Linked DNA regions of Mus musculus: region 2 is linked to region 1. Evidence: chromatin contacts called from ENCODE Hi-C or POLR2A ChIA-PET data. All regions are on one chromosome and are shown on one strand. Each heading gives the region's core, a stretch centred on a gene start or an enhancer-like site at or near the end of the contact. The rest is flanking DNA. Distances are from core to core; before and after follow the strand shown. Region 1 has its middle 35 kb from the start of C230024C17Rik. Region 2 holds the start of C230024C17Rik (RIKEN cDNA C230024C17 gene).

Region 1 (6,167 bases), core at 1,826-4,325:
TGCTGCTACACTCATGAGTGCAAATGCGTGTTAAGTGCAGTTAGGTTTCTCCTTTTGTAACTCGCTTGCTTCTTGCATGACTGTGAAAGATGAACCATGACCAGTGAGAGAGCGGAGGATGTAAAGGCGACTGGTGTGCAAGCCTGGCAGGCTGAGTTCTATCCCCCAAATCCATGTAAAGGTGGAAGGAGGAAGCCACCTCCACAAAGTTGTCCTTTGGCTTCCAAACACATGGCGGATGTGCCTGTGATGCTGCAGAAATAAATAACAATAAAAGAAACCCTCAGAAAGCCAATGCTATTATACAATCAGTATGCCTTCTCTTCTTTGCTACACTAAACTCCCAAGAGAAGAGACTGTGTCTTCCTCATTCCTTATTTAGCTCCCTAAATATTTACTAAAAGAATGTTGAACCCACAAATGCTTTGGGGAGGCACTGTGTACGGCTGAGACGCTAGTATAATTTAGGGGTGGAGGCAAGACCTCTAAAACCTGGGATCTCGTGAACTTCCTTGGCTCTTACAGTGACTCTCCTTGGTTTATAAGCATTGGCATCTGCCGGGTGAATGTGGGCAGCTGTGCACTTATGAGCAGGAAGAAAGAAAAGAAACAGTTGGGAGTCAGAGGCTTAGTTGAGCAGCTGAGACTCTGTCTAGCCAGATCCCTGTGACAGTCCTATGGGATGGGGCATTAGTTTCCTAGGACGGTCAAAACAAGTTAGTGCTTTCCTCTTTTCGGAACTCATTTGCTTCTTGCATGACTATGAGAGAGAACCGTGTCTAGTGAGACGGCACAGGAAATAAAGGCAATTGCTCTGCAAGCCCAGCAGCCTGAGATTTACCCACAGAACCTATGTGAAGGAGGAAGTCAGTTCCACACACATGACCAAGACAACAGAACTTTATTGTCTCATGACTCTGGAGCTAAACGTTCAAGATCAAGGCCCTCCTCGGCTGGTTTTCAATGAGGCATCGTCCCTAGACTTGGTGATGGCTCTTTGCTTGCTACTGGGAATATACATCCCTGAACTGCAGGCTTCAGCACGTCATGTCCCTAGTCCTTCTCCTTCAGGCACTGAAAGCAGCCGTATGAGCACCTACAGGGGCTGGCTCTGTGCAGGGATAGTTGATGGGGAAAGAAGGGGATTCAGATCTTGACAGACCAGAGACTCAACGGTGACTCTGTACAGCACCTTCTGGATGGCTCTTGACTTCCAAGCACTGGATTCTATTTTTCCTGCTTGAAGTACGGAGCCACTTATGTTCATTTGGTAGGTGCCTACGCTTGCTATGTGGAAAGTCCTCAGAAGAGCCAAGGAACTCCTAGAGTCTCTTCCCTTTTCCTAATGACAGCTGTCCTAATGGACAGATATGTCCTTCTTGCATAACTTCAGCGTCATCCTCTTTAAAATCCTGTCTCCAACTTCTGAGGTACTAGGGGTTAGGAATCAGCCCATTATAAGGTAAATGCTGCTGTTATCACCAAGAACACAAGAGGAAATGAAAGCACAGATGGATTATATGATATCCCCAATGTCACATGGGGCGAGGCTGGCAGAAGTGGAGTTTAGAATCCTGGCACTCTAAATCCAGAGTCAACATCCCAGAGTCTACTGTGCTGTGGACAGGAGGTTCTAGGGGATGAAGTGGGTGGAGCTGGTACTGGAAGGAACTTGGAGTACTAGAACTAAACTGTCCTGGGATGGGACCAACAAGTGTACACTGACTAGAGTAGAGATGGGGGACACTTTTCTGACCTTTGCTCACTCAGAAGTCTTGAATCCTGATAGAAAACAACCATGGTTGAAAAGATGTACTGCAGAACCTACCTGGGGTTAGATTGGCCAGTTGTGTGAAGGCTGTTCCCTGGCAATGAGTCTACAGATGCAGTCACTCAGTTTGATTTGTGTCAGTCCTGCCCTTCATACTGTCTCCCCTAGTCCTTCAGTCTGTCCTCCACAAGGGCACATCAAGGATACAACATTCCTTTTAGGGTTGCTGAACCACAGCCCAGTCCCCAGACTAAGGACATATGGCTCCATCTCCCTCATCTGCCGTGGGAAGGCATGTCCCCAGTGTGTGGACCTCAATGCTATCTCCCTCCGACTCCATTCGGCAGGCACTAATACTAGCATCATGGGCATGAACAGGGGCTGCCTCTTCCCAGAGGTCACTGGTGGGAGAGCACGTAGGATTCTGATCCACAGAGGCAGGGGCCTGGACACCGGTGTTGTCTGGGACCCTGGAGAAGGAGCCTCTCCAGGTCTTGCTTTGCTTATTAGCAAAAGGGGCCCAGTCAGTACATTTCCTGGCAGGGTAGCCACAAGGATTATGGGTAATTTATTGAAACCACATGGAGCAGGACTCGGTATTGGGGAAGTGCTTAAAAAATTATAGCTCTAAGCGTTGGCAACCCTGGCCCCGGTGTGAGGCTATCTTAATATTCAGTCCCTTAACATTATCTGGGATCAGTTGGCAGTTAGTCAGCTGAGGTGGGTGAATGCTTGCAGAAAAACAGAGCCTCTGTTAGCTTGTAAACAACGCTTCTCGCCTAAGAGGGTACTGTGTTAAATGCAAGGTAGATATGCCAGGACTATCTGCTTGTCACTTAGCTCCTCAAATCACCACCCCAAATGCAAACAGATTAACTGGATGTTTGAGTTGGCAGAGGAAAAAAAAAAAAACAAAAAAAAACCCAAAACAACCTCCTTGCATCAGATCTGATCAGGCACTGACAGCATGCCCTTACCTAATGGCAGGAATCGAGCAATGCTTTTGGCTTGTAGGCTCTGGGGTAGCACAGGTGGATGTTCATACTCTGAGTACCCCCACTCCCCAGTGTAAACTGCTCAGGGATGAATGGGGATGGAGTCACTTCCAACTCACAATAGTGATGTGTAGGTTTGCTGGGATTCGAAAGGAAATGCTTTCCACCGCATGTTCTAAAAATGAATGTGTTGGGGTTTTCCCAGTGAGGGTATTGTTAGGCCAGTTGTAGCTAGTGTGTAAGGATCATTGACGATTGGCAGAGTCTCCCAGGAGATGGCAGAGAACTGGGGTGAGGGGCTGGGATGCTAGGCTTCCGGGAGCTTGTGTATCATGATCACGTTCACATCTCGGTCCGGTCTGTGTGGATCATGGGAAACTCTTACTGCGAGGTGGGGGAATGATCCCTGGGGAGGTGACTGTGGACAATTACTCAGCAGCTCTTTTGCTTTCCCTGTGGCCTTGGCCTGGGTAAAAGAAGGAGAGGGACAGGCTCAGGGAGGACCCAACCCTGAAGCAATCAGGAGCAAATAGCCTTGCATACCTGATTCAGGGGCTGCCATGCCTGAGCTGAAGCAACCTCAAAGAATAGGTGTGTGTGTGTGTGTGTGTGTGTGTGTGTGTGTGTGTGTGTGTGTGTGTGTGTTGGGGGGAGGTACAGGAGAGCTGTCGGACCCTTGTTCCTCACACTGCTAAATGGCCTTTTCTGCAGGCAGCTCTGCAGAGGGACTTGACTCAGGCGGGGAGGAAGTGTTCTCACACAGAGGGACTGGCATCTGCAGCCACAGAAACAGGCTCGCTTTGTTGAGGGAGCAGCTGTTGGCCACTTGTTCACTGGCTTGGGCTAATCCCTCTTTTGAGTGGAAGCTGGAAGCCTGGATTCTGAAATAAAGGACACAGGAGAAGCGCCATGACATGTTCAGTGCCCGCTGTCGGGGTCATTAGCTTCTCGAGGTGAGGTGAGCCCAGTGTGCTGTTTTTGGTCGGCTCCCCTGCTCCCCTCATCTAAAGTCCTCGTACTGCTCCCCTCCCGCCCCTGCCCCACTTAGGATCTTGACAGCTGTCCGTCCTGTCCCTGAGGGCCTTTTTTGTCTCCCTGGCACCTGCCCCTGTTCTCTACAGTGTTCAGGGTCAGAACGAAGCATTCCAGGCTGGACAGAAGCCAGAGAAGCCTGGCCACTTTGAAGGGACCTCAGCCTCTTAGATTGCTATCCGGTCCCATTCATAGGGCATAACAACCTATCCTTATAAGGTGGCTGGGCAAAGCCAAGGACCTTTAGGTGCCTGCTTGTGAGCATAAGTTGGGGGTGGATTGGAAGAGTCTGGAGATGTTCTCTAGAGCCGTAGAAGAAATTTCATGTACATCCACCACCCATGCAGAGAAGAACGGAATAGATCAGAAGCACAGAAGTAGCACTTACTATAAACCCCATAGAGAGGTCAATGAGAAAAGGGGGGCACACATTCGTGTAGGGGATGCTGTGACTCGCATCTCCTTTCATCTTCGCTGCAGTAGGTGTGATGATCCCTGGGCTCTGAAGGGTTAACCGAGTATGCTGATGAGTAGCAGCTGGGGTGGCAGACTCTGTCTGCGTCTGTGGTGCCCTGGCTCCCAGCCTAGCCTCAGGCCTCTCTAGAGCACCTCCTGTGTGAGAAAACTAAGCTCTTAAGCTCTTCAGTTCTTGTCGCTCTCTTTACCTGGAGTCTGAAGTCTTAGAGGGAGTGAGTCAAAGCTGATACCTCTCATCTGGCAGTCCTCTTGTTCAGGACCCTGGCTGGCTACGTGATTCCCATCCTAGTTCTCATGATGATGGTAAGTAGACCGAGGAAAGCTTTTCCTACACAAAGACGAGATCCCTCACTCTCCACCTGTGGGGCTTCAACACTAGGTTTTTCAAACTGACCCCTGCACTTTTCCCTCTAACCTCAATTTAAATCTTTAGCACAGAGGCTCTTCCACCTGTGGGTTGGGAGCCCTTTGACAAACCTCTAGCTCCAAACATATTTACATTACGATTTATAACAGTAGCAAAATTACAGTTACAAGAGTAGCAATGAGAATAATTTTGTGGTTGGGGGTCACCACAACATGAGGAACTGTACTAAAGGGTCGCAGCTTTAGGAAGGTTGAGAACCACTGCTGTAGTAAATTCCCCTGGAAGATTTAGCCTATGAGCGCTCATCAGTGACCTTGGGAAAAAGTGAGACTCCTGCCTAAGTCTCAGGGACTTTCTTTGGAGGGACTGTATAGACTCTGCAGGAAGTCTGTCAGCCACGGTGCAGCAACAGCTGGTCTGCCTAGGGCCTGGTAATTCTAATTTTTATTTGAATGCCCATCTGCCCCATCCCTGACATCACGGTGCAGCTGTGGTCTTGTTTTCCCTTCCTGTTGCATGCGCCCAGGGCATGGTCTTGCACTCACTCCTGGGCAGTTAAATGGCTCTGTGGGTGGCCTCACCCTGATTAGCCTGTGGATTGGTTGGGTGTGGATGTAACTAGGCAAAGCAGGAGCAACTAAGGAGGCTTTGACTCTGGGTCAACCTACCCTGGGGGAGGGACACCTGCCAGGGAAGTATGGGAGAGTCTCATCTGTTCTGAGGGAGGGAAGAAGGCAGTACCCTGAGAGATGATCGCTTATGATGCCCAGAAGACAGCCTTCTCAATGCAGAGCTCAGCCCTGCAGATTAAAGGGCCACACGGCTCTTCATCTGGACCACACCAGGGTTTCCAGACCAGTATAGACCAAGGCACATTAAACAGGCATACAAAGAGCTCATCATGCCAGCAAATAAGAGTTCTTTTCAAGATAAGACTGTGCTGGGTGAAGGTCTCCTCATTATTCTGATTGCCCCCAATCCCTGCCCTCTACTTTTTCTCAACTTTATTCTATGTGGCTATCCTAATTCTGACTGCTTGCTTGCTATGTGTTACTGAGAACTTTCAGGAATCTCTCTGAGACTCCATTTCCTCATTTGCTAAGTGGAGCTGGTAACTTCAGAAGTACTCTTATATATGCTTGCCACCAAACATCAGCAGCAACACTGTTGATAATTAAAGGACTGGACATTTTAAACAGACTTCTTATAAGAGAGATTAATACCTTTACAGGAATATCATGCAGCTGTAAAAAACAGATAACAGTGACACTCTAAACCCCTCTAGATATGTGTGTATGGTGGTTTGAATATGTTTGGCCCAGGGAGTAGCACTATTAGAAGGGGTGGCTTTGTTGGAGTAGGTGTGTCACTGTGGGGGTGGGCAATGAGACCCTCCTCCTAATCACATGAAAGCCAGTCTTCTAGCAGTCTTCAGATAAGGATACAGAACTCTCAGCTTTTCCTGCTCCACGCCTGCTTGGACACTGCCATGCTTCTGCCTTGATGATAATAGACTGGACCTCTG
Region 2 (5,789 bases), core at 3,261-5,760, 35 kb after region 1:
TGTCATGTCGCCCCTGCTCAGATGTGTGGGGCCCATTATGGAAAGCTCATTTCTTTCTCTGCAAAACATCATGGGCCCCCTGCCGTGCTCCTCCCTCTGTCCACCTGGGCCTGTTTCTGGGACAGCTGCTGTGTCAGGGGCGGATGGCCTGGGAGCTGGTGAAAGGCCCACCTGTTCCTGTGGCTCACTCCCGCCCTCCCCCTCCCCGGCTGCCAGACCCAGCCTCCCGGCTGCTCACACATCAATCCACGTTTTTGAATCCCTCTGCTCAGGTGTTGTGGGCGCATTGAGAGAGGCACGTTTGCTTACAGCTGGTCGCAGCATCATGACCAGCACAGGGGCTGTGTGGGGAGTCTCTGCTTTCCTGTGAAACCTGTGCCACCGTGTGCCAGCCCTCCTCATCCCTCATCCCACTTTCCCTGTCAGGGGAGTGATGGCTCCAACATGGAGGGGGTGTCGTACAAGGGTCCCTGGCTCTCAGGGCAAGGGTCCCTGACTCTCAGGGCATGGCCCTCCAGTGCCTCTTGCATTATGTCTGAAGATGCCATTGATAATCATGCTGGCGCTTGCTGTTCTCCTGCCCCAGCCGTGGCTTAGGAGAGCTTCAGGATAGTGTGGAGACATCACCCCATGATCAGGACACACCCAGGGCCTCGCCCCAAGCTGTTCTGAGGTCAGCATTGAGTAGTTCTGGGTTTGGATCTTTTGGACATCTCTGGGGCCCAGTTTTGACATCCCTGTAGCCTGGGTGTGTCACTATAGGTAGGTGGTCTCTTACTCTTAACAACTATCTTTCCATCTTTAGCAGGGTGTCTCTAAAGCAGGGAGTTAAGTGGTGGGTGATGGAGGTCCCTAAAAACAGTAGTTTTCCTTATGCCAAGACAGAGTCTGGAGTACTCTGGTAGTGCCACGGAAATCTTCCTAGCAAGTTGGCTGGGATCCTGATACAGGCATCTTAGGAATGACCCTCCCTCCACCCCCACCCCCACCCCCACCACTACCCCAGGGGACACAAAAGAGGTGAGATGTTCTGAGAGTTTTACACTAAAGGGACAAGGAGAATTTGCACAAGCTCCAGGTGTGCTTCTTGTCTTGATTTTAGCTCCAGCCCTGCTATCTGCTCTTCTTCCTGATTTGGCTCCTTTTGCTGGGTTTCATGAAACTCCAAAAGCTACAGTGGCTGTCCATGTTAGGGGCATGCCTAGCACTGAGTTTCACTGCATAATCTAACCCTTCTGGGACCCATTTCCAGAAACTTGCCTGGAGAGAAGGAAATTCAGCAGAGAAGGGCTCGAAACTCAAAGACCCTTGGGAGGCAGGGCTGACAGAGACTCTCCAAGGGTGTTAGTGTTCTTTGAGTTTGTTGCTGTCCCTTTGTTTCATTCATAGATTTGATATTTAGTGAATACGTGTATTGTGTTGGATATTGTGCAGGGCATTAAGATTTGGGGTTTGAGGCATCCTTGGGGTCATCTTAGTTCTGCCTAAGCAAGCACCTATATCACAAAGGCAGCTTCAGACCAAGAAGAGGACCTGAGTGTCCTTCAAACCAGGGGTGATGGTCCAATTTGCTCTGGGCTGGGACACAAACAGCTAATCATGGAAAGCTCCTCTGTGAGCATCTTTGAGTCCTGCCATCCTGACATTGAGATCTGAACGGTGCTCCCTCCTCATCTGTCCTGGGTCTCCACTATGCCACAAGCACAGCTGGGGGCTGTTTGCTACACCCTGCTGGAAGTTCCTGTTGGTGGATGGGTGACAGACGGGTGCGGTGGGGTGATGGTTAGAACACCTCCTTGACTCCAATTCCAGGGTGACAGGTGCCTGAAAACGGAGCACAGTCTCACCCAGAACCTACAGGACTGTGCAGCTCTGTGCCCAGTCTTAGAGAGAACTAGAGATCTAACTCCTGCCTTCCAGGCACTTGTAAAATGGTAGGCCTCAGTTTTCCCCTCTTCTGGAGTGTTTTATTCTAAATGATTTCTCAGGGCCTTGGAAAATGCCTGGGGAGGGGTGGGGGGAAATGTAGATTTAACTGAAACTTGTTTCTGAGTAGTAGTGGACGGAAGAGAGGTGCTCTCGGTGAAGAAATATCGGTGGCAACCTTGAGGAAAGGGATGGGGAACCACAGAGAGGGAGAAGAAGACCTTTAGAAGCCCCTTAGGTAATTCTCGAAGCTTGGAAATGGCGATGTTAGGGTTAAGTGGGTTCATGGATGCTACCCATTGACATTGTCTCCAGGGAATGCATCACTATGACGTCAGGGCAGTGGGCAGGTGTGTTTGCTTGCTGATGTGAACTGAGACTCCATGGGGTAGGAAAGCATGGGGGTGGGGGGAGATGTTAGGAAACCGAGGCACCATGGAATGGTGAAGCCTGGGGAAGAGAGGGAAACCTGGTCATTGGTAGTCAGGGGGAATTCAGGAGGTTAAGGCAGGTGGACAGTCCCTTGCGGTGTTAAGAAGACAGCATAGCTTGACAGACAAACCCACGTGTGCCCAAACATAAACAGCATGCTTGACGCTTATGAGGATTCAGACCAACATGTCAGAATCCAGGAAGCATAAACACAGAGAGCCAGGTTCCTTCTAGCCGTGGCCAGGGCCCTGGAGGTCAAGGAGGAACAAGGGCCTTTAGGACTCAATGGCTCCCTGTCCCTATGACTCTGGGATCCATGAAGCTCTGACTACAGGACACTAGCCCTGGCCTCCCTCCCAAGTGGGAATCGGGGTCTCTAGAGAGCAAAAGGAGATGGAGAAGCATGGGCTGGGAAGTGCTGCAGGGGACCGAAGACCTCAAAGATTAACCAGGGGGACTTCAGCAGAGGAAGGGGTTTTCCATGGCTACACAAAGGAACTGGAGACACGAGGGACCAGGAAGCAAAAAAGCAGAAAAGTCCAGAGCCAGTGACGACACCACAGCTAAGGGCAAGGACTGGAAAGTGGAAAATGTGAGTGGGGAGAAAGGAATGGAGCGAGCAAATGAGGGGGGTGGGAGAGAGAGAGAGGAGACAGGAGACAGGAAGGATGAGTGAAGCATCCTGCTATTTCCTCCAGGGTTTCTCATCATGAGCCAAGTGTGAGCTGGAGAACACATACAGAAAACCGATGTGGCGAATGCTCAGAAATGTGGGCTCTGGAGTTAGCTCAGAGCTCAAACCCCAGTGTTTGATTATAATGTCTTTTTTCTTTGTGTGTGTGCGCACGCGCATGCACCTGTCTGCCTGTCTGCCTGTGTCTGATTTTGTAGTCTCCACCTTAGTTTTTAGACACTCCTCAGCTTAATTTTTGAGATAGGGTGTTTCATGAACCTGTGTTTTTGTTGTTGTTGTTGTTTTGTTTTGTTTTGTTTTGTTTTAAGCTATACTGGCACAGGGATCTACCCGGCTCTGTCGATCGCACGCCAGCATATCCCCCTCACCCCTCCCTTGCCAGCCTTGGGATTATAGACATGTGGCCACCACCTGGCTTTTTAGGTAGGCACTGGGGACCCAAACTCAGGTCTCATATTTGTATAGCAGGCACTTTACCCACCAACCCATCTTCCTAGCTCCTAATTATAAGGTCTCGATGGTAAGGGGGAGTCTAACAAGTCTAAAAGGCAGGTGGACAGCCCCTTGTGATGTTAAGAAGACAGCATGGCCTTTTACTGCCTTTCCCCACGGACTTGGGAACACAGTACATTTTAAATGACTATTTGTGGGGAGACTGATGATTGAATTTGGAGGATCCAGAGCACAGGATGTGTGTGTGTGTGTGTGGTATGGTGTGTGTGGTGTGTTAATGGATTACAGTCATTCACCACCAAACCATTGACACTAGACAAAGCTCCCGTCTGGACTTCTGCTACCACAGAAAGGGTAATGTGATGTACCATGGGGGCTGAAGGAGATGAAGGACAGAAAGGCTGAGAGGCACTATGGGATATTTAATCCTGACCCCCAGCTTTGCCCAGATTGCTGATCCCAGATGACCCAGGCCACAAAGCTGTTGTCCCTACACCCTCCATTAAAGAGATGGCAGCTGTGCTGGACCTGCTGGGCAAAAATGAGGTCAGGTTTTGTCAGAGCCAGTGCAATTCACCAGCATATTCAATGGGCTAGATTCACAGCTACTGTGGAGTCAATCACATCTCTGAAATCACAGATAGGAACTGACCTGCTGGGAAGAGAAGTCTGGATACATTGTGAACTTCAGAAAGTTTCTGTCTGGAAACCAGAAAGGTAACCATGGCAACTGGGAGGCAAGTTGAACTCAGAGGAGGGCTCTTCATCCTCAGCAGGGAGCTGTGAGCTCTCTGGATCTGCCTGTCAGTGCGGTTGCGGTTGTATCAATTCCTTTGTCTTCCTTTGCTTTGTCAAATAGAACATACTAGCCCAGGAATCTGGCGGCAGCCCTGGCTTCAGCCTGGATGTATTTAATGAAAAACACCTTGGGCACTGCTATTTTGTTGCCTGCCAAATAGAAATTTCAAACCTCCTTAAAGACCCCACAAGGATGCAGAATGGGCAGGGAGGTTTGAGAGGATCCTCTGCAGAATGCAGTATTCTTGTCACGTGACTCTGGGTTGATTCCAAAATGGGCAAGAGCGTCGGGTATGATCCATCCGTGTCACATGGAGAACGGCTGTGCCATGGATAACACCCACATCTGTGCCTGGCAGCTGTGTGACAAAAGTGTGTCTGTGGGTATGAGGAGCACCAGGCAAAGGAAAACCTTCAGCTCAGCTGAGCACCTCTGGTGGGCTGGCTGGCTGCTCCATGTAGATGGAGACTTGAGATACACAGCCGCCCAACAAGGCATCCACCCACCGAGTGCCCACACGTCTCTGCTCAGCCCCAGTCTAGCCCTCGGGCTGTGAGGTAGGAAGCTCTCAAGAGCTGAGCTTGGCAAGACGGGCATGTGGATTTGGTGTTCACTGCACCTGAGGTAGAAGTGTGTCCAGGAATGTGCCCTGTCCTCTCTGCCTTGGTTCTGCCTTGAGAATGTGGGAGTTTGGGAACAGTGGATCAGGTTGACTAACTGGGTCACCCTTCATAGGGTCTGGCTCAGTGAGGGGAGTCTACCTGAACTATTGTTCCAGATGTTTGGTTTCGGACTGGACTGGACAGGCACAAGGGACTGAGGTGCAAATTTTTCATATCAAAGCAGACCTGGCCTCTAGGTTCTCCCAGCATCCCTCAGTCTCACCTGGCATACCCTGCCCCTAACCCTGAACTTTCAGCCCAGGGGCTGGGCTGCCCTTCCCCCAATGCCTCTTCTCTATATAATCCAGGCATTTTGATCTCTTCTTCTTCCTCTTCTTCCTCTTCCTCCTCCTCCTTCTCTCTCTGTGCATGCACATTCTCAAGTGCCCTTTCTCTAGACAAGACCACTGAGCTGCATCTCCAGCCTCCTTCCTCGCCTCCCTTTCCTTTCCTCCTTCCCACTCCCTCCCATCTTCCTTTCCCGACCTTTTACTTCACAGAGCATAGAGCAGTCCTTACTGCTGGAGAAGCCCCCTAGGAGATGGAATTCTGTATCCTGAAAGTGACAAAACATTGTTTTCCTTACTGCATAGAATTCCATACAGCATAGATTTCCAGTCTATCTGTTTGCCAATCTGTTTGATTGTGTGCCAAGTCTTGTTCCAAGCGCCTTGTATATAGATGCGGGTCCTTTGGCATGCCACCCAGATCCCCTATCCTGGCCACCACCAGTGTGGTATGGTCTCTGTTATAGGCTCTGGGAGTTGCTCTTGACAGAGACATCACCTGGAGCCAGGTCAGGCATCTCAGCACAGCAGAGTCC

Evidence for each region. A loop is a pair of places that touch in the nucleus more often than their neighbours do. ChIA-PET counts read pairs that join two places held with the same protein, here RNA polymerase II (POLR2A).
Region 2: a loop to region 1 is called in a map of v-Abl transformed pro-B cells, with 2.9 times the contacts of the local background. The contact joins the promoter of C230024C17Rik here to the enhancer-like site in region 1. A Hi-C loop is called at or near these places in 5 of 37 maps with a recorded cell type or tissue (CH12.LX, T-helper 17 cell and v-Abl transformed pro-B cells). POLR2A ChIA-PET finds 5 or more read pairs at or near these places in 2 of 5 experiments (Patski and embryonic stem cell).

Annotation. Positions count from the first base shown.
Region 1 is chr1:153,700,021-153,706,187 of GRCm38, forward strand. No RefSeq gene overlaps it. Among named protein-coding and RNA genes, the nearest start is that of C230024C17Rik, 35 kb to the right of the region's middle. Within about 2 kb of position 3,076, at least 1 of the 3 ENCODE cell types and tissues checked has a DNase peak (open chromatin) inside an H3K27ac peak, as active enhancers do.
Region 2 is chr1:153,733,319-153,739,107 of GRCm38, forward strand. C230024C17Rik (RIKEN cDNA C230024C17 gene) reads right to left here and starts at 4,511. Exons shown (of 3, transcript NR_046171.1): 1 at 4,158-4,511.